2 separate regions of the Mus musculus genome follow, and region 1 is linked to region 2. A link is a loop called in an ENCODE intact Hi-C map of the cell type or tissue named here. Cell type or tissue: heart. All regions are shown on one strand. Links, peaks and the distances in the headings refer to the core of each region. The heading gives the core; the rest is flanking DNA.

Region 1 (10,734 bases), core at 1,333-9,332, 130 kb before region 2:
TCATTCATCTTTAGAAATGCTTCAAATATTAAGAGACACTGTTGGAACAGATTGGGCGAAGGTTCATTAAACTTCTGTCTCTTGATGAAGCTAATTACATTGGTTGACCTCTGCCTTTGTCGTTATGATGTCTTCTGAAGCCAGGATCCTGACGCTAGGATTAGATTGGGCTTGTGGTTTCTCCAGTTCGTTCTTTGTATTCAGAAGGTTTGGAAGACCTTCAGAAGTTCTTGTCACGGTCTAAGGCAGAACAGATGTCAGAGCTCCCTGAAGTGTATCAGGGCAGGCACTTTCTGTATTGCAGTCAAGTTGGATGGTCAGATGCATGTACATCATCTAAGCTGGCTCTGGTGTGCTGCAGCCAACCCAGGAGAGGCCACCCAGAAGTGACCCTGCACAGCAGCTGCCAGACAGAAGGACAGGTCTAGTAACACGGAACATAGATGCAAAGAGGGTTCTGTGTGCTGAGGGGCTGAAAACTGGGAGGTGTGGTTACAGTGTGGTCTAAGCAGAAGGATCACTAGGGAGAGAATTACATTTAAATCCGTATTTTCCTGATTTGTTGAGGTTTTTAATGCCATGATTGAGTCAAGAAGGAGCAGGGCTAGAATCTGGCCAACCAAACCATGGCGTACCACAACCGGCTCTTGGTGCTCATTAAGCTGAATTGTAGTCTGGTTGCAGACAGCTTTGAGTAGCAGGCACAGCCTACTTCGTCTCATCTGTCCTCTTCCTCTTCTCCCCACCTCCTCCTCCTTTTGAGTTTTTGTCTTGAGATAGGGTCCTACTCTAGAGTTCTCTGTTATGTATCCCAGGAGAGCCTCAAACTCAGAATTCTCCTGAGCCTCCCAAGTGTGGAAACAGACTGGATAAGATATGCTACAGGGTTGGATGGGGGAAGAGGAAATGAGGGGTGGCTCACATTCCCAAGTGTGGGGCAAGACACAAGAAGCCAGCCTGTGGGCAGAGAACTGTGACCAGTTCTCTGGAGTTAGTTGCCCCTTGGCATGCACAGGTGGCCTCCAGATACGGGTTTAGGAAAGGTGTGGGCTTAGAGCCGCTGAGGACACCAAGGACAGAACGTGTATTTGGATGTTACTATGACAGAATCGGGTTAGCAAAAAGGGACTTACTGGCAGTGAAGGTGAAGGATGTGAAGCACAACGAGTTGTGGAGAATTCAGAGCAAAAATGTCATAGTGGTGAAAGAAATGAATCAGACGTGGGGACAGCTAAATAGCCTCTCAGTGACCTTCTTGAACGCAGATGTAATGCTCTGGCTCTTTCTTTGTTCCACCTCACATCTCCATTTTGTTTTTGCCAAACCCTACTGAATTGGGGCCAAAGGGGAGAAGGATTTTTAATGAGGTCAGCCGATACTACTGAAAGTTTCCATAAGTCTTTGAGTTTATCCCACAGCTGAAGACAACTTTCTACTGCATCTTAACTCCTGGATGAGTTAGCAGTTTAGAAATCCAAAGCCCTAAGGACCTAAAGGATGAGGATCCCTGCACTGTAAAAGCTTGCAGTTAAATTGATGAGGATTGACCGTATGTTGCAGTAGGAAGCTTTCTATCCCAATGCTGTTTTCTTGGAGAACTTCACATCAGAGTGTGGCACTCGGTGGGTGGATGGGTGGCGGTGTGGGGGCAGTGGGGGTAGGTAGGTAGGTGCAGGGAAGGTCACTGAAGTTTGGGGTTGGTCCTATGCACTTGCTGGCCCTGGCAGGTACCTTGGCTGCGGGGACCCTATTGTGGAAAAGACTATGTCTAAGCTAGACTTGGGGGCCATAAAGATAGATGTAGGAACAGATGAGGTTGCAGGCATGAGGAAACATAGGAAAAGTGGTTCTTGTGTCTGCTGCCTCAGGAGGATCGTAGCTCCTGCCCTTGCCCAATTAAGAGACGTGAAGATGCTGACTCTGCTGTGCCCGCTGCTCACCATGCAACTTTCAGGTTTGCTCAAATTATGGAATATAGTTTACAAGAAAAGAAAAGATGGACTTTCCAGGAACCATAAATAACTGCCATTAAAGCTTAATTTAATCAAGAATGCATTTCTTTCTCAGAGAATTACATAACTTGTTCTTTTGATAAATAATAGGCACAGTTGCAGGACTCATATGTTCTTGGCAGAATAAATCATCTTTGACAAAAGTGGTGCTTATGTGGTCTGCTTTTATTCAAAACTTATATAATGTCAAGCTCCAGCCTTCACTGAGGTACTGTGTGTCAACAGTGGTGCGTTTGTTCATCTACAGAGTCTGCAGCCCTGTGTTGTATGTTACTATTTACCACATGGTGATACTTAGACAGTTTTCAGTTATGATAAGTACATTTGTTTGCTTGCTCCTCCCTCCCTCCCTCCCTCCCTCCCTCCCTCCCTCCCTCCCTCCCTTCCTTCCTTCCTTCCTTCTGTCCTTTTCCTTCCAGAACCTTCTGTGATCTTACTGAAAGTTATGCTGCTTTCTTCTTCTCTCTGGTTTCATTGAAGGATTTCAGTCCTGGTACAAGGGTTGTTAGACAGGCATAGTTAACATCATACAATCAGAAGGCCTTGAGATCTTGATGTATTTTACAAAACTTTATTTACAAAAAGTGTGTTTATGTTGTCCATGTATGCGTGTGGAAGCCAAAGGTTAATGTTGGGTCTCATTCTCAAAAATTCTCTACCTTATTTTTTCTTCACTGAACCTGGAGCTCCCAACTAGACTAGAATGCTGACCAGTGAACTCCCCAAGTTCCAGGCCTCTCCCCAACATTAGTGCTGGAGTTATAGATATATAGTACACCTGAATTCCACATAGGGATGATTCAAAGCCACTTTGGGTTTGAACACTGGTCCGTGAGATTGTATGACAATTGTCTTGCTGACTAAACCATTCTCTCACACCGCAATCTAAACCAGAGTTCTTTGTCTTTATTCTGTGTAGTTGGCTTCATCTACCTCTATTTCTAGCATCATTACCTGTCCAATGGTTTTTGGGCTGGCTTGCTTGGACTCAAAATGAGGGTCTTAGATTCTTTTGTTGCTCTTCCGGTCAGACAGAAAGTGGTAGTGTGAAGGTATGAACTCTCAGGGTAGACTGACTGTTTCTGACTAGTGCCCCAGAAGTTTCTAGGCCATTGACAAGGTCTGATTGTCTGGGAGAATGAGGGAGAGGGAGAGGGAGAGGGAGAGGGAGAGGGAGAGGGAGAGGGAGAGGGAGAGGGAGAGGGAGAGGGAGAGGGAGGGAGAGGGAGAGGGAGGGGACACTCTAGAGGTATAGATCCCAGGCTTGCAGACTCCAACAGGCATCTCTAGGCAGCAGGCTTCTGTGCTTTGGTACACACACCAGTTAGGCTGCAGCATGCCTCCTGGGCAGCTCTTCTCTTGCAGGTTGCAGTGCAGCCCCTGTGCCCTGTTCTTGGCTTGAGGTCCTGGTTGTCAATAGTTCATTGACAAACAAGTCTTTGGGTCTGGGGTCCTAAATATTTCAGCTTCAAGGGTCACAGGGCTGCTGTTCCGGTCCTTGAACGTCTGCAGTCTAGCAGCTCATTACAGTTCTTGGGATCTGAAGTCCCCTAAAAGTAGACCCCACAACCTGCCTCTCCATGGGAGCTTGTCTTGGAGGGATTCATCATAAGGAGCTGGGGAAATGTTTATCTTTTTCCTCCTTTTTGTGTTCCATTCACAGATGAACTATTACCCTTGGCAAAGACTTAAGTCATTATGGTAATAATGATGATTCTACATTTTACTCTCCCTCTGGGGACTTCACTTTAGCTCCACCCAACAAACTTGTGGGACCAAGTATTGAAGTGGCTTATATTGTAATGGTAAGGTGTCAATCTTTTATAGTTTGGGGCCAGATTCCTTGATTTAACAACTGTGTTTCTGCCACTTGGATTGCCAAGATTCAAAACAATGTCTCCTGGGTAATTGTGGTGAGCCTTCTTCCTAATGGGGTAACAGAGACAGAGCAAGACCTGCTTGTATAAGTGGCCCCATCTTTGTGAAGCCAAGTACAGGCTGTCCTTCCCTCATGTCCCCAGAAACCCCATCATTTTGATTTACTGTAGAATACAGAGAAGAGCCTTAAAGGAAAAAAAAAAAAAAAACCTGACTTACTTTCCCTGTGGCTGTGACTGGAGTTGGAGGCTGCAGTAGGTCCTCAGCAGCCAGATATATTTGTGTCAGGCTGCTGCAGAGCTGGTAGTTAGCAGAGGAAGCTGCCCACTTGGAGAGGCCTCCCCAGGGCTTGTCTGTGCAGGCTATGCATCCTTCCACTGCAGAGTTTCTGGAAGAGGACCTTTGGAGGGTGGAAGAGCTCTGTATAGGCATTCACAGGCAAAGGGGGATCAACTCTCTGCCAATTCCCCAAGTGAGAGGCTGTCTTGGCTGCAGCCTGGCACTTGCCGAGTTGAGTTCTCAGAGTGATTAAGGAGATCACCAGCCAGCCCCCCTCCCCCTCCACCACTTCCCACATTCAGATTAGAGCTGCAGTAAAAGCCCAGTGGGGAGAGAGTCACATAACTTTCCAATCCTGAAATTGCTCTCTGGACAGTAAGCAGATGGCAGCAACGTCATACCGTGTTCTGGCCTGATGATGGCCTGAGAGACTTGGGCATTATTTTAAGAACGCAAAGATCTCTCCCTCCAGACTACATCTATTATAGCCCTGCCCCAATATTTGAAGTGTTAGTTATAGTTTGCCTTTGAATTATGATTGTCTTAAACTACTATGTAGTTTGACTCATTGTGCATAGTTCTAAATGGTGTCCTCCTCTTTCTTGTTTCATTTTCTTCACATATGTGTGTTTACCTATATGAAGGTCAGGAGACAACCTTGGATGCCGTATACATTTTGGGGGGGGGGGTCAGGATTACTCACTTGCTTGAGCCAGTCACTATATTCCCATTTTTACCTCCCAGTGTAGGATTATAACTATGTCCCACTGTATTCAACTGTTAAATACAGGTCCCCGGGATCAAACTCAAGTCCTTACGTTCATCTGACAAGCACTTTACCAACTGAGCTATCTTCCTAGCTGCCGCTCTCTTCTTAGACTTGAATTTATTCTCCAGGTTGTTAAAGTTGTGTGGCTGCTGATGCGATTATGTTAAGCATAAGGCTCAGAGGAGAAAGCTGACATTGCTCTAGAAATTTTGTTTGTGAGGAAGGACCATGACCATGACCGTGACTGTGGCCATGACCTTGACTGCGACCATGACCACCTGGTATACTGTTGCTAGGGAAGGTCAGAAAATGTGTTCATTTCAGCTATATAGTATCTCAAGGTCAGTGTTCTAGCATTTCGTTATAAACTTGGGTCAAAAGGACAGAGAGACAGGAGGGACTCTCCATCTTTGGTAGGTATAGTAGATCATCTGTGGTGTGGGTAGGGAGTGGACACTATGTGCTTCTGTGCAGTTGCTAACATTGCTGTGTTGTTGTTGCGTTTTGTTGAATTAGGAAAAAGTGGTGTCTTAGTTTTGGTCAACTTAACACAGACCTTGAGAAGAGGGAATCTCAAATGAGGTAGTGCCTCACCCAGATTAGCCTGTGGGCACGTCTTTGGGGTGTTTTCTTGATTCATGATTGATGTGTGAAAGCTTAGCCCAGTAGACAGAGCCATCCCTGGGAAGGTGGACCTGAGCTGTGTAAGAAAGGGAGCTGAACGATCAAGGGGGAGCAAGCCAGCAAACAGCATTTCTCCATGGTTTCTTCTGTAAGCTCCTACTTTGAGTTCCTGCGCTGGCTTCCCTGGATGATGGACTCTGATCTGTAAGCCCAGGAAACCCCTTTCCTCAAGCTTTTGTTCTGAGTGCTCTATCACAGCAACACAAACACATAACTGGATTAGGTGCTGTCCGTTGGGGTTTTGTTCTCCCATCTACATCAGTGTGTAATTGGTAGGTTCTAGCTACTTCATTACATAACTACCTGCAATGTAGACTTGGATTCATTGGGCTCTTGACAGGGTTTGATGTGCTAAGCTTCAAGTCCTATATAAGACAAGGATAATGATTCTTGATGCAACTCATAGGATTGCTAAATGAATCACTACACAGAGAAGTTTTATCCCTGTACTTGCCATCTTTGTTCACTAAATTTTGGTAATTAACATTACATGGAAACAGTTCTTAGGTGACGATTTAGGGAGGCTGTTTTGCATCAATGTTTTGTTGACCTAATAGTGACTACTTTAGATTTTTTTCTTTTCCAGTTTTGTGTGTGCATGTGTGGTATGAATGCACATGTTTATATGCCTGCAGATACACGCAAGCATGTGTGTATGCACACAGAGGCCCCAGGTTGATGAGAAGAGTTATCCTCAACGGTTTTTCTACTTTATTCACTGAGACAGGACCTGGCAATCAAACCTAGAACGTCCTAGTTTTGCTAGCCAGCTTTCTCTGGGATCTTGTCCCTGCCTTTCACAGTTAGAATTACAGCCGGACCACTGCACTCACATGGTATTCATATGCTTTGGGGCTCCAAAGAGGAGTTGTATGACAACTGCTTTAACATTGGGCCATCTCCTCACCCTCAGAATTTTAAAAAATAAAGTATTGGTCTGCTGTCTCTTTTCTTTCTACATTGAGATATCACTAAATTTGTTGGACACCAGAGATCTAGAACTTTCCCCTTTCTGCAAAATTGAGGGTCCTAAAATACCAATCCCCCTTGTCTTCCACATCTGGCAGCTGGCTGCCACCTTTCTACTTGCTGATTTTTGACTTTTTCACATACTCTGAGTAAACTGGAACCATACCTGGATTGTTCTTTCTTGACTGACCCACCTCACTGTGACTTCGTGTCACATCCCTGAACTCCTTGCCACCCGTGTTCTGCATCTCTTGCCTCTAGCTTTGTTCCCCTTTGCAAGATCACATATACATTTTGCTTATTCTTAGAGATTAATTTATGTCATAGCATCTATTGTAACAAAACTCCCTTCTTTTAAACAAGCATAATAATATTCTTGTGTGTGCATGTTCATTTGAGCATGCACATGTCTGTCCATGTATATTTCCATGCATGTGCATGCATGTTCACTCATGAGTGTGCCTAGGTATATGTGCACATGTTCATGTATATGCACACATGCATGTTTTTATGTGTGTACTTGTGCATATATACATGCATGTGTGCATGTATGTTTTTGCGTGTGCCACATGGATTGCTTTTACCCTTTGGGTATAAGGAATAATCCTACGGGAATAGATGTAAATATTTCTTTGGATCCTGCTTTGAATGTTTGTGAATATGTATGTATCTATGTTATGGATTGCATAGGCTACTCAAAAATTCCCATGTTGAAATACAGTAATCAAAGTGATGGGATTTGAAGCCTTGAGGAGATAATCATATCCTAAAGGTAGAACCCTCATTAATGAAGTTAGTATCTCTATGAAGAAAGGATCAGAACTAGCTATTTCTGTCATTGGAAGACACGGTGAGATGGCAGTGATCTCTAGTCTGGAAGATCTCTTCACCAGACCCTGACTATCTGGCTCCTGGTTTTGGCTCCCCAGCTTCCATATCTATGAGAAATCTTTGTTTGTTGTCATTGTCTTTAGTTTCTAGAGTAGAATAAACCAAGAAGACAGCCTGGAAGTGAGGTTGTTGAATTCCATCCCAATGCTATTGTTAGCTTTCTGAATCACTGCCACAATTTCCATAATGGCTACTACTTTCTCTTTCCATCAAACATGGACGAACATTTTCCCAGAGCTTCCTGAAAGACTTGTTTTCTGTTCTTCTGGTGCTGCCTATCTGATAACTGCTAGATGAGAACTCATTGGGGTATTGAGTTTTCATCCTCACAGGATCAGGCTGAGCATCTCCTCATATATGCAACGCACTATTGCTTATTTTACTCATTGCTTTGATCACTACCTGTCAAGAAGCAGTTTAAGGGGGGAAGGATTTATTTTGGCTTATGATTCAGAAAGGAACACAATTTATCATGATAGGAAAGGCATGCCACAGGAGAATGAGGCAGCTTGTCACATTGCAGCCATAGTCAGAGAGTAGAGTGACAACAGGAAGTGGGACTAGGCTATAGAACTTTAAGACTCACCTCCCCAGTGACCTGTTTCCTCTAGCCAGACTCCACTTGTGCTGGTGAGAGACATTTTACAAGAAACCACAACATTAGTCACTTATGTATCTTCTTCAGGGAATTGTCAATTCATGTCCTTTGACCATGTTAAAACTAGGCTATCTGTTCCTTATGCATTTTGGATGTTAAACTTAGTGACATGATATGCTAATATTTTCTCCTGTAAGTTCCTTTACATTCTGATTTCCTTGATCAACAGAGAAGTTTTGAGTTACATTTCTTCTGTTTGGTTTTAGTTTTAGTCTGCTTTGAGCTAATGTTCATGTGATATAAGGAAAGACATGGCTTTATCATTTAGTAAACAGATAATGTTTCCCTAGCACTGTTTGAAAATCTTTCTTTCCCTGATGAAGCATGTCTTTCTGAGCCTCTTTTCTGTTCCCTTTGTCTTTCTATATCTGTATCTCACTTAGCATCACATGATCTTGATTACCATTAAGTGTATGTTTTAAAATCAGAAAGTGTATTTTCAAAATTATATTTTTTGCTGGTTGGCAATTTTTAAAAATTTTTGTGTTTTAATAGAAACGGGTTTGGTTGGGATTGCATTGAGTCTTACATCTATCAGATATTTTAAAGATTTGTTTTATTTTTTAATTATGTGTATGTGTGTATCTCTCTGTACAGGTATAGCACATATGAGAGTAGGCACGTATGGAGGCTAGAAAGAGCATCATATCTACAGAAATTGGAATGAAAGGCAGTTGTGAGCCACCTGATGTGGTTGCTAGGATCCAACTTTGGGTTCTCTGCAAGTACAGTGTGATCTCGAAACCATTGAGCCATCTGTCCATCCCCAGAGCTGTTAGATTTTTGTCAAACAAAACTATTCAGCAGACTTAGCAAGGAGAGTGAACTGTTGACTGTAAAGCATTTCTCTGGCTGCAGAATGGCCTTGTTGTCAACTGTGAGTTCTGATTGAGACTATATAAAGGAAAAGTACCATCAAGTGTCATGGTTCAGTCCAGAGACTAGCTTTAGGGGGGGATGAAAACAGGGGCATCAGCAGATGGTACTTGCTGTGTACCACGAAGAATGGAGTTTGTATCTCATCACCCATGTTATAAGCCAGGCATCCTGCGCTTGCCTGAAATGAGGGCATGAAGTCAGAAGGATCAGTAGGGTTTTCTGCTTTCCTGCCTAGTTGGGAAAACACGAGGGCCAGGTTCAGACAGTGACTCCAAGGAATAATTGGAAAGTGAAAAAAGAGGCTATATATGTTCTCTTTTGGATTTTACTTGCATGCATAGGCTCACACCCCCGTATATATGCTAAAACTAATGAGAAGAATAACATTGTATTGGACAACATGGAAGCTGAGCATTCATCATTCTTATTGACAGATGTTGATATAAAACAAAAGTCCCTTAATTAACAGTTCACCATATCAGATCATGGTACTTTGTCAAGAAGAAAGCAGGTGATAGAAGTCCTCTGATTATTGCTGCAGTTGTTCTAGCTGAACAATGTTTGCTGCATTTTGGGTCAGGTCCCATAAGTGTAAATGAGTAGTTTTTTTCAAATCCCTAATTAGCCATGATGATACCTGCCTTGATTTCTATGCAGTATTACCCCCTGCAGTGAGGTGGGTAGAACGCAGTTTCTGGATAATTGTGTAAGGAGACAACATTTAGGAGAGTCATGTGGTTTAGTCAAGGATAGGTGACATGCACAGACAGAGCCATGAGGTGACCCCATGTATCGCTCATTGAAGAACCTATGTAGTCCCTGAACAAAATTGTTTAACAGTTTTTAATGTGCCGTCACACAGGCTATCTGGCCTTGGGCACTTCCCTTAGCCAGGAGCCAGAAGATCACGAGAAACATTCATAATATCCAAATTCAAGAGAGGTAGGGAGGCTGCAGGAGGTCATGTACCCTCATCTAAGGTCTTCAGCATAGACACAGAGAATATGGCTGAGGGAGATTTAGTTTTCTTCATTTTTCTTTTGCTTCTTGTAAGCATGCCTCAGACTCATCATGGAACAAATAGTCACCAGTAAGCAGGATAGTATTCTAGATAATGTATGCAGTTAAGTTATTTGATATTATTTGGGATCTAAGCATGATGACAAGAGTGAATCAGATGTGTTCTGGATTCTTCCAAATCCAAAGCCCATTGCAAAGTGGCATGAGTTTCCGGATTGCCTGGACATTTCTTTTCTTTTTTTTTTTTTTTTTTTTTTTTTTTTTTTTTTTTTTTTTTTAAAGATTATTTATTTATTATATGTAAGTACACTGTAGCTGTCTTCAGACACTCCAGAAGAGGGAGTCAGATCTCGTTACGGATGGTTGTGAGCCACCATGTGGTTGCTGGGATTTGAACTCCTGACCTTCGGAAGAGCAGTCGGGTGCTCTTACCCGCTGAGCCATCTCACCAGCCCTGGACATTTCTTTTCTGGGCATAGTTGTAAATGACTCCTTTGAGCATAATACAGTGATGATGTTCATTAAGTAAGATGAAGCTGAGCAGGGGTCTCTCATGAAAGTGTTATTTCATGAGAAATACACTGTAAAGGGCTGAACAATGCTTTTGGGAGAAGATGGTCACACAAGCTGGTATATTTGGAGTGAGGGGTATATGCGTGTCTGTGTGTATGTGTGTGTCCATGTGTGTAGAGGCC
Region 2 (10,734 bases), core at 1,244-9,243:
TGGGCTAGGGACTTCACAGGGACTGTGGATAGGCCGCCCTGGCTGCTTCTGGTTGGGGTGATGGGACTAAGGAAAGCAGATGTATGTGTGCTTTTTGATGCTGTTTGACTTACCTTAGATGGATTTGTTTTAATGTATATCAGCTCTTATAGTACAGCTCTCCGTACTAAGAGTCCAGATTAATAGGAACTAATGCATTATATAAGGAAATAAAGCAAAGCAGAAAAGACATGGTCATGAGGCTTTTAAGATAGCAATCCTTTGTGTCATTTGTTTGAATCAACAAAAGAACACGTGCACTGCAACTACCCCAATAGAAAACATCAATTTCTTTTGATGAAAATCACATAACTGCATATTAATTTTTTAATAAGATTGTTTAGGGAATGAAATCACTCTGGCTAACTGGAACTTCTAGGCCTGTATTAACATATGCAAATACATGTTCCCTTTCAGCAGTTTTTATTGGGGAAAAGATACCAAACCGGCACACCCACTTCCCATTAAGAGAAAGGTTGTATTTCAGTATGTCCTACCCTAAGTGAGTTTGGCTGAGTTCTTCTCATTTCCACGATCCAAGAGATTAATTTGCATGAAGTCATGTATTTCTGAACGTCCCTTGAGTGGCGTCATCTGGAGAGGGAATGGATCTTCAATTAACTGGGTTTTCTCCATGTTTTAATTCTATAATTCGCAGGGGAGGCTTGCTGGTGGACCATACATCCTGCCTCTAAGCAGAGATCAGAAGGAGAAAAAGTGCGTGTTGGAGATGATCTCATCTTGGTCAGCGTGTCCTCAGAAAGGTACTTGGTAAGTGTGGGGACATGGCTTCATGCTTGATGCTCTGCTGAGAGCGGGAGATGAAGTGATGCTTGGTAGGAAATGTGCTTATGAGCAAGCAAAGCTAGGGAGACAATTCATAAAGGCTTGTGCCTCTAGCTATAAATAACTCCTGAGAAGAGAGGGAGATGTCTGTGGCCTTACGGGGAGATGGCTCCCTGGGTCTGTTTGAGCAGGCTTCCCTCCAGACCTTGATATGCATATTCATGAGGCTGATGGTGCCTGTTCTTGGATTCTTTTATTAATAGAATGTAAACGAGTCTGATGGGGATTTCAAGTTCTGTGGTCTTTGTTTTGTGCCTCATGTAAAAGTTGTATCAAGTGGGTTCTTTCTCCATATTTTGATAAGTGTGATAATTGTGTGAGAGATACCTTTATAAGCTCTTCTGTTAATGGCACTGCCTCAATTCAAAGAGTAGTAGCTAAGAGTAGGAACATTAAGATGTTAGTTAGTCGTTGGATGTACTTTTTAGTTTTTTATGATAAGGCAACTATGGATTTAATATATTCAATAGGTTGTAGTTTTTCTAATCTAAAGAATAATTATGTACAGAAGTTCACAGAAGAATAAAATCCATGAAAAGGTCAATATATACAATCCTTTTTGGCTCTTTTTGTAATTTTATTTATTTGTTTGTTTTGAGAGAGGGTCTCACTGTGTAGAGCAGACCAGCCTTGAGCTCATCTACCTTATCTTCCACTGCTGGCATGGTGGACTGTCACCAGCACGCTCAGCTAAACATTACATTTCTCTTTTGCAGGATTGAGTATTCAGCCCAGCTCCTTGTGTATGCTAGGCAAACCCTCTACTACTGAAATATACTCTACTACTGAACTACTCTCTAAAGATCGAACCACTAATGAGACGTTATTCTATCTTGCTTTTCCATTGCTGAGATAAACACCATAGCCAAAACGACTTGAGGAGGAAAAGGTTTACTTCATCTTAGAGGTCAAGTCAAGAAAGTAGAAACCACAGAGGAAAAGTGCTTCCTGGCTTACTCCCCACTGGCTCCTTGCTAAACCAGCTTTCTTATGCAGAGCCAGGATCACCTTTGTAGGGATGGCACTGCCCACAGTGGGCTAGGCCCCTTCCACCTCAATTAGCAGTCCTGCCCCCCAGATACATTATGGGCCCATCTGACCAAGGCAATTCCCAGCTGGGATCCCCTTGGATAATTCTGAGCTCTGTCAATTTGAGAGCTGGTGACAACTAGGAGAAACAGAAAAAAGTAACATTTTAAAAGTTTTTCATGAATACCTACATAAAGTATCCCAGAGGGATCAGTAGATGATAATGGAAAGCAAGATGGGGCAGAGTAGGTCACTGTGAAATAAACATTGTATTAAAGAGCCTACTGTGAGAGGCAATGAATCTCTAACACTGTAGATCAGAGTTTTTAGGGTGCCCTATTACTTTGTAAATATGGAAATAGAAGCTAGGGAAACAAATCAGTTGATCAAGTACTTGTGTGGAAACATTAGGATATGAGTTTAGATTCCAGAATCTGTATAAAAAAGCAGGACATGATAACACACTTGTCCCAAATATGGTGGGTCAGAGGCAGGCAGATTCTTGGTGCTTGCTTGCCAGCGAACCTAGCCTACTTGGTGAGCTTCAGGCCAGTGTGACTCTATCCCAATAACTAGATAGCATTTGAAGAACGACTTCTGAAGTTGACTCTGACCTCCACATGAACACACACACACATGTACACATGCATCTGCATACATACTTTCAAGCACATGAACACACACACATACACCCAAGACTGAAACAGGGTGCGCTCAGTAACAAAGTCATTTCCAGTGTACCAACGAATTTAGTTCATTTTCAAGTGTTCCTAGAAGAAGGCCTGGCTTCCTGGGTACAAAGTGGTGGTGCTAGAGACAGGGATGGCTTAACAGGGCCTCCTGTCATGGGCAGGAAAATGGCACCGTTTGGTGAGTCTGCCCCTGCATAGTGGTGGGAGGCCTGGAGTCATGCTCCTCTTTTGTGTCCACATTGTCCCTTTGTAAATTTCTAGTGCCATGCGGTTGTGCAGCCTATTAAAGTATACATTATTAAGGCCCTTACATGTCCCAGAGCTGTGCCATGAGGGTGATGTACCCTGATTAGAAGGTGGACATTTCAAGTTTAGCTGGGGTGAGAACCCAACAGCCATAGAAACAACTCATGCCCCCTTCGGCACAACACTGCAAACCTGTTTTCGTTTGATTTGGACCTGACAGTCCCTATCTGTTGTGGTTTTCCAGCTTGTATTTCATGCCTTGTAGAAGAATTGATTTGACAGTGGAGTTTCATTATCCATCAGCGGATATTAGAAATAGGAATATTCAGAACCTCAAAGCACTAGACTTCTAACATTGCATTTACAGCTATCAACCTGTGCAGATCTAGAACTGGCTCCCTGGCCTCTGGATTAGCTGTTTATAATGTAAGGTTAGTGGTAATGGGAACACCGAGTCCAGACCTTATTGTGAGAGGCAGTGAGGTAAGGCAATTGAGTGTTCATTGAGTAATAAAAGACTTCAGGAATAAGTCACAAAAAATGACACATGCAATTCCTAGCCTTTGTAAATAAACAAACCTGAATCATTAAAATTTACTACTAGTTTCCAAGCTGCATTCTGCCCAAGTACTAAACTTCACTTTCCCTAGTAGCCTTTACATATATAAAATATATTAGGGATATAAGACATAAATAATTTATATTAGATATAATATAAAAACTGTAGTAGATACAAAACAAAATATATAAAAGGTACATAATAGAAATGCACATATATAAATGCATGAATGTATTTATTTATTTTATATATAAATATAAACGTGTGTGTGTATGTGTATGTGTGATTTTGAGACTTGGTCTTACACTATATAGTCAACACTGGCCTTGTGTTCATTGTGTAGGCCAAGATATCCTTAAACTCATGGTGACCCTTTTTTTTTTTATTTTTTATTTTATTTTTTGCCTCAGTTCTTGAGTTGAGTACTAGGCTCATGGGCATTAGCTACTAAACTCAGTTCTGGATAACCCTTATAGAGGCTCCCAGAGCGGCAAGCCATGTTGCTGGGGTTCCACTCTCATGTGCCGATGAGGCCAGTGCTTTTATTGTTCATATCCACAGAACCCTGCATAGAACAGAAAGAAGGAATCTCCAAGAACACACTGTCCATGGCTTCCTCTCTCAGACAAGTAATGCCGCAACCAAACCATGCGGATAGCTTTCTGCCAGTGTGACAGGTACCCGAGACAGGCTAACTTAAAATAAGGGAACACTAGTTTTGACTCAGAGTTTTAGAGGTTCCATTCTGTGGCCACTAGACCCCATTGCCATGGGTCTGTGGTGTGGCAGAGCATTATGTCAGGGAGAGATGGTGGAGCAAGCCTTCTCACCTCACGGCAGTGAGGACCGAAGTGGGAAGAGATGAGGATCCTCGCTGTCAAAGGCACAGCCCCAGTCATGTAACTTCCTCCTTCTAGGCTCCACCAGGAAAGGTTTCCTCCCAACAGTTCTAGGACCATCAGTATTACTGGGTGGGAGAAGGATGCTGATGCTGCCAGACACCCTTGTTGAGTACTGTGGTGATAGGTTCATGGGTGTATATGGTGGACTCAGTGCCGATGTTTTTAGAAAATGAATGAAAATAAAGAAGAAGGTAGTGAGTGAGCTTTGAATACCTAGGCTGGCTTTGAACTGGCTGTGAAGTCAGGATTACAGATGTGGCATTGGGCCTGCTTTATGCTGTACTGGCATTTGGGCACAAGGTCTTGCACATTCTAGACTAGTACTCTTAGCTGGGCCACATCCCCAAGCCCCATGTATAGTTCCTTGAGTCCTCAGTTTCTTCATCTGCAGTATGGGAATTATGAATCGTTCAGCTGACACAGGGGCATGAGGAGAATCAAATGCTGAAATCCAAGTAAGATCACCTGCCCTTGCGTAGTGAGTAGCTCCCATTGTTTGTTTGAGAAGTCTGTGCCTATGTACAATGTTAAATAAGCGACCAGTATTTAGCTTAAGGAAGGCAAACCTGGTCTCAAGAGGAGGACTATTACAGAGAGCCTTAAATAGAGATCTATTGTATGAAAGCAAGGTCTGTCTGTATTCTGAGATGCTGACATGACTAAAGAAATAAATAATTAAAACTTTTGTTTCAAAATGCATTGGTTAAAAGTGGCCATAGGAAATGAAAACTCTAGCCTTTGACTGTTTCTTTTCTGGTCCATGACTGTGAGCTACTTTTCTTCCACCCCTAAGATCATTTAAGGTTAATCCAATTTTACATTTGGAATACTAATGGGGCTGGCAGCCTTTTGTAGTGATGAATTAATTGATGGCCAGATAATTTTCTTCCCTCCCATCTGCATAAGCACCTTCCAGACAGAAGAGGGCGCTGTGGTCAGGGACCTCCAGCCTGTCAACTTTACAGGTTGGACACAGGGCAATTCCAAGGAGTCTTGGCTGTAAAAATAGTTGTAAACTATTCACACAATACTGTCTTTCTTTACTTTTGCTGTTTGCTGTTCTAATATGAAATGATATCCTAATCTTTCCAGGACTAGCCAGAAGGGCTTTTCTGTGCTTCTATTAGACAATTTGTCTTTTAAGCAGGCTTTTTCCAAAGCAGCTTATATGTAAGAGAGAAAAAAAAGTCTTAGTATAGTGAGATCAGGACAAACGGGTGTTCCTGACTTAGAATCCACTTCAGATGGATTAAGACAGGATAAGTCACATGAAACTTCATTTTTAATGTATCAGTTGTAAAACTTCCCTGATCTGCATAGAAACTTCCCATCTGTGACTTACTTTTTTGCACTCTGGAAATGCTGATTTTCTGTCTTCCAGGTCACTTGTAGACCTACAAAGATCTTAGGATTCATAAAACCATAGCCCAACAACTGATTTAAAATAAATCGTCAAGGATCTGGAGCGATTGCTCAGTGGTAAAGAGCCCTTGCTGCTCCCGGTGGCACCCAGGTTCATAGCATGCACACAGAGGTCAGAGGACAACCTTCAGGAGTGAGCTCTGTCCTTCCACCATGTGGAGTCTAGGAATTGAACTTGGGTCACCACTCTTGTTGACAGACATCTTTACCCTCTGAGTTATGTCTCTAGCCCTAGCTTAATATTTTATCAGTAACAAACAAACAACTAATGCATGTTATTTCCAGAGAGTTAGAAATAAGATGTTGATGGTAGCAGAAAGGTCTGAACTCGTATCTTCCAGCCTGGCTCCTGGGCTTTTACCCTCCTGATGATTTACCTCTGTGGTCCTTATCTTGGACTTTTAAGTGAGAAAGGTATTTTTACTGAATAACAAGTTGCTGGAATTTTCTAAAACTGCATACATACATCAATGGAAGGCAGGCATCCTTAATAATTTATGAGTAATTTATGATGACAGCCAGTTCAGTTTGGGGAACAATCTAAGCACATGCCCTGCCAATGAATCATTAGGCCCAGTCCCTTTGTTTACATTTTATTAATTTACCTTGAGCCCCCTTTTCTGTTCCTATGGCTCAGGTGAGGAAGCCATCGAATATTACATTTAAAGAAGCATCCATGTCTTTGTCTCCCATTTATCTTTTCTTCTTCTTTTTTCCAAAGAAGAAGCTGCAGCCCGAGGGTTAAGATAGCTTGTTTATTTGTGTTTCTTGTCCCTGGATGCTAATTTATTTGGAATGCTGTATCACTAGGGCCCAAATGCCTGACATTTAATAAGAGATAAATAAACGAATGAAAAACTGCTTCAGACAAGGACTGAATACAGAGAATCTTAGAAAAATGTTGGGGCCATGGAATCTTCTGGCAATCTGATAAAGAATCCCGACCTGCTGTCACAAGCAGCTTTGGGGATGCAACAAATAAATCCACAGGATTAGAAAGGAAATTAAAGGGTCATGAGTTACCTAGCTCTATGGGCCTTGGGTTAAGATCCCAGGAGAGCTGCGGGGCACTTAGGCCTCTGTGATTTTGAGTTTCTGTCATATAATATTATATTCACTCATAGTTTTAGGGTCCACAATTTTTATGGGCCCCTACTTTACTGCTCCTAAATTGGAAAACTTTATTTTTTATTATTTCTTTTGACAAACTGCTCAACTGATTGTTCTGTATTTTAAAGGTTAAAATTCATGGGCTAAGATAGATGGATCAGTGGGTAAGTGGCTTGCAGAGCAGGCATAAGGACCTGAGGTCTATCTTCCAGAACACATGGGAGAAAAGTCACAGACTGGAGAGATGGCTCAGTGATTTGGATCACCGTTGATCTTGTAGAAGATCCAGGTTCAATTCCTAATCTCACCACCATCTACAGCTCCATTCCAGAGGATTCAACATGTTTTTCTGACCTCTGTAGGTCACTCACACACATACACACACACACACACACACACACACACACACACACACACACATTAAAGAAAACAACTAATAAAGGCTGAAGTAATTAACATTAGGTTAAAGGTGAGACTTTATTGCAGCCAGGTGCCCTGAGTCCTGACATTGTGGCTTTCCTGTGACTTAACACTGCCATCTTGCAAGTGGGTGCCCTGGTGGCTGTATTGTTGAGCTTAAGGCTAGTTTTGCTTTCACTCTCTGCTACCCAACACCTTTGCTTTAAGGACTACTACTCATCTTGGTTTCAGTAATTGGACTGTTGCTGCCTTCTGAATATTTAATAGCAACGGTCCTGACTTGGCACTGTTCCTACTCAGATTTCTAGTTTGCTGTTTTTAAGCAGCAAAACTAAGTAGATGATTTCAGGAGGCAATGCACACTGAGATGGTTTCTTTGGAAGAGTAGGTTTTACTTAAATAACTCCTTATGGCTTCAGTACATTCTTAAGGACATAGTTAGGACTCCTTCTAACAGACCACACTTCTAACAGTCCCCTCCCCTCTCTCCTGTGTGTGATTCTTCTTTGCGTTTGGATGTAACCTAAGGATCACATTTCAGTTCTCCAAGTCACCCGTTCCCCATTTTGGCTGTAGTTGCTCCTGGCTGCTTCAAGTTTGAGCTCCTTGATCTGGCACCAGCCTTTGTCTGTCTGTCCTTAACTCCCTCAGTATGTGTCCTAAGCTTCAAAGATTCTGCACTGCTCTTTGTATTCTCATGACTCTACCCTTAGATTGCAGTCATTTCTTGGCCATAATCAGAGGTATTTTTAAGGATCTAGCCTACAACCCTGCCAAGCAGCCTGATATGTTAGAATGAAAAATCCAAACTGGCTTATAAAATTTTTATTATCTTTAAAACATTTTTAGTCCAACCATTGATGTTATATTATACATGTATAAATATGAAGTTTGTATCTACTTACTTAGAGACACTGTATCCCAAATAGTTGGGTCAGGCCATGTAATCTTACTCCTTCCTTATAAAGCCTTTGTCATGGGAACTCCCATCTCTCCCCATGGAATCAATGTGTCCCCTTCAGGCTCTGCATGGAAGGCTGTACCAGCTGTTTGGTTGGAAATGTTCTCTTTTGATAATCAAATTTAAAAGCATTTTAATATACTTTACACATTAAGATAATCCACGGTGTTTTATGTTGCTTACTTATCTCCTCCTATAGGATTCCAAGCACCCTTGGGGTCAGAAGGTTTTTCTGATAATATTTAGCACAATGTTTTAGACAACACATTGAATGACTTCGTGATGAATTAACAGATGAATATCTGTTTGTCATGACCATGTATGAACTTTCACTTGGTTTACAGCAAAAATAAAATATAAGCTTTAGTTTGCGAATTCTTATCAGAAGATTTGGTGAACTATATATGGTTTTCGTATATATATATATATATATATATATGTATATGTATATACATATATATATATCAACTATGTATATATTTTTTCAAGTGTATGTGTGTGTGTGTGTGTGTGTAAAATTCTGTTTACTAAGCCACTGACATAGAAATAACTCAGATATTATTGGGGACTGGGGAGATGGCTCACTGATTAAAGTATTTGCTGTGCAAGCAAGAGGACCTAAGCCCCAATCTTCAGCAACTACAGAGACAGCCAGGTACAGGGATATGTGCCTGCAGCTCCAGAGCTGGAGGTGGAGGTACGAAGGTTCCTGGCGCTCCCTGCCAGCCAGCTAATCAAATTGGTAAGGGCTAGGTTCAGTGAGAGACCTTGTCTCAAAAACATGACATGGAAAAGCACCTGAAGAAGACATCCAACAAGTGTCTGGCCTCTAACACATGAGTGTTCACCTATGCATCCAAACAGACGACAAACACTTACAAAAAGCAGTGAATAAGAATTGTTGATAAAGGCTTTGCCGTTTTGATCTTAAAGGTCTGACTGGCATCTTTTCATCATTTATTGAGTAGCAAGCTCTCTGGATGGTGAGAGACACCCCTGTGAGCCTGTATCAGGCAGCTTAAAGGGGAAAAGGAAATGAATCAAAGAACCGTGTTGTGTGCTATTCACCATGGAAAACATACTGTTCGTATTGATGGAGCAGATGGGATAGGGCTGATCTGTTAGCACTGAAAATGTTTCCACATCAGAAGAAAGAAAAGTAAGTTAGGAAAGGAGTCTCAGGGGGGACTGGACATAGGAATGGTGACCCTAAGGGGACTCAGGGATTTCATGAAGGCAAGTGACAGCTGGGGTTTTAGAGAGGGGGAGAAATGATTAGTAAACCCAATGATCTCCTGGGAAACTTTGAATCTATTGATTGGTGCAGTCATTGATGAGGCTGAGATGCATATTTTACACGGTCAGCTTCAAGAGTCTCTTGTAATTGATTTTGGTTAGCATACAAAGAAATGGATCTCATTGTGACATTTTCTTTCATACACAGATATCAGATGTTTTATACTTAGTTATTCGTCTATTTGCATCTGCCCCAATCCCGCCTCTCCACTTGTTGACCCCTCCTCCTCTCTACCTCCCTCCTTCTGCTCCCATGAAGAGTATTCCTATATTATTGTTCATTTCTCTTCCCTCCTTCTAGATTTTTCCCTCCTCTCTCATACCCTGTATGTGCACATACATGTACGTATGCATGGATGCATCCCATCTTTCAGTGCACATGTTTGCCTTTCAGAGAAAACATAACATGTTTGTCTTCCAGTCTGTCTCAGCTCTCCTTCATACTGATCCGTTTTCATGCAGATACCATAATATAATTCTTCATCATGGACAACTAAAATTCTCAAGTATATATGAATTACAATTTCTTTACCCAGTGGTTTTGGTTTAAGAGAAAGAGTGAAATTGTTGCTGAGAGTTGTTATCACCATCTACTGGCTCTGATATCAAATTGCAGCCAACAGCTGAAGGGCTCTATTCACATCATTGCTTGTCAATAAACTATCCTAATATTATATGTAGGAGAGTGAATGATAGTTGCAGGCATCCACTTTAACACTATTCTATCTATAAATAAGTCCTAAGACAAAATTTCTTCCTATACATATTTTTTTCAGTGAATTTGTTATTCATTTGTGTGTTTCCTGATTGCTGGGATGTCAATCACTGTTTGGGTAAACCTGAAAAATGTCTATGATACACAGAGTGTTCTAGTTGGCTTTTCCTGTCAACTCAACACGGCCTAGAATCACCTGAGGAAGGAGTCTCATTTGAGAGGTTTCCCAGAACATATTGGCATGCAGGCTTGTCTATGGAGGATTGCCTTGATTTGGAATTGATATAGGAGGGCCTAGCCCACCATGGACAGCACCATTCCCATGGTAGGTGGTCCTAGGCTGACTAACAAAGCCAGCCAAGTATGGGTTTTGGGGAGAGATCCAACAAGCAACACCTGCCATGGTTCTTGCTTGAGTCCCTGTGCCAAGTTTCCCCAATTAATGGTGACCTGGAAGTGTAACCCAAATAAATCCTTCCTTTCCGTAAGTTGCTTTT

The links. Peaks named below come from ENCODE experiments on the same cell type or tissue, not always from the same donor. Only the 100,000 strongest peaks of a DNase experiment are listed, where the experiment ranks them.
Region 1: a loop joins it to region 2, with 2.0 times the contacts of the local background. A loop is called at or near these places in 2 of 42 quality-filtered maps.

The regions. Positions count from the first base shown.
Region 1 is chr13:11,995,732-12,006,465 of GRCm38, reverse strand. All of the region lies in intron 1 of Ryr2 (ryanodine receptor 2, cardiac), which reads left to right. Among named protein-coding and RNA genes, the nearest start is that of Ryr2, 110 kb to the left of the region's middle. In heart, for the core only: no CTCF peak of the experiment used is centred there; a DNase peak (open chromatin) is centred at 4,415; H3K27ac peaks cover 813 bases.
Region 2 is chr13:11,869,551-11,880,284 of GRCm38, reverse strand. It overlaps Ryr2 (ryanodine receptor 2, cardiac), which reads left to right. Exons shown (of 105, transcript NM_023868.2): 8 at 698-810. Among named protein-coding and RNA genes, the nearest start is that of Ryr2, 230 kb to the left of the region's middle. In heart, for the core only: a CTCF peak has its summit at 5,235 (motif pointing right); no DNase peak of the experiment used is centred there.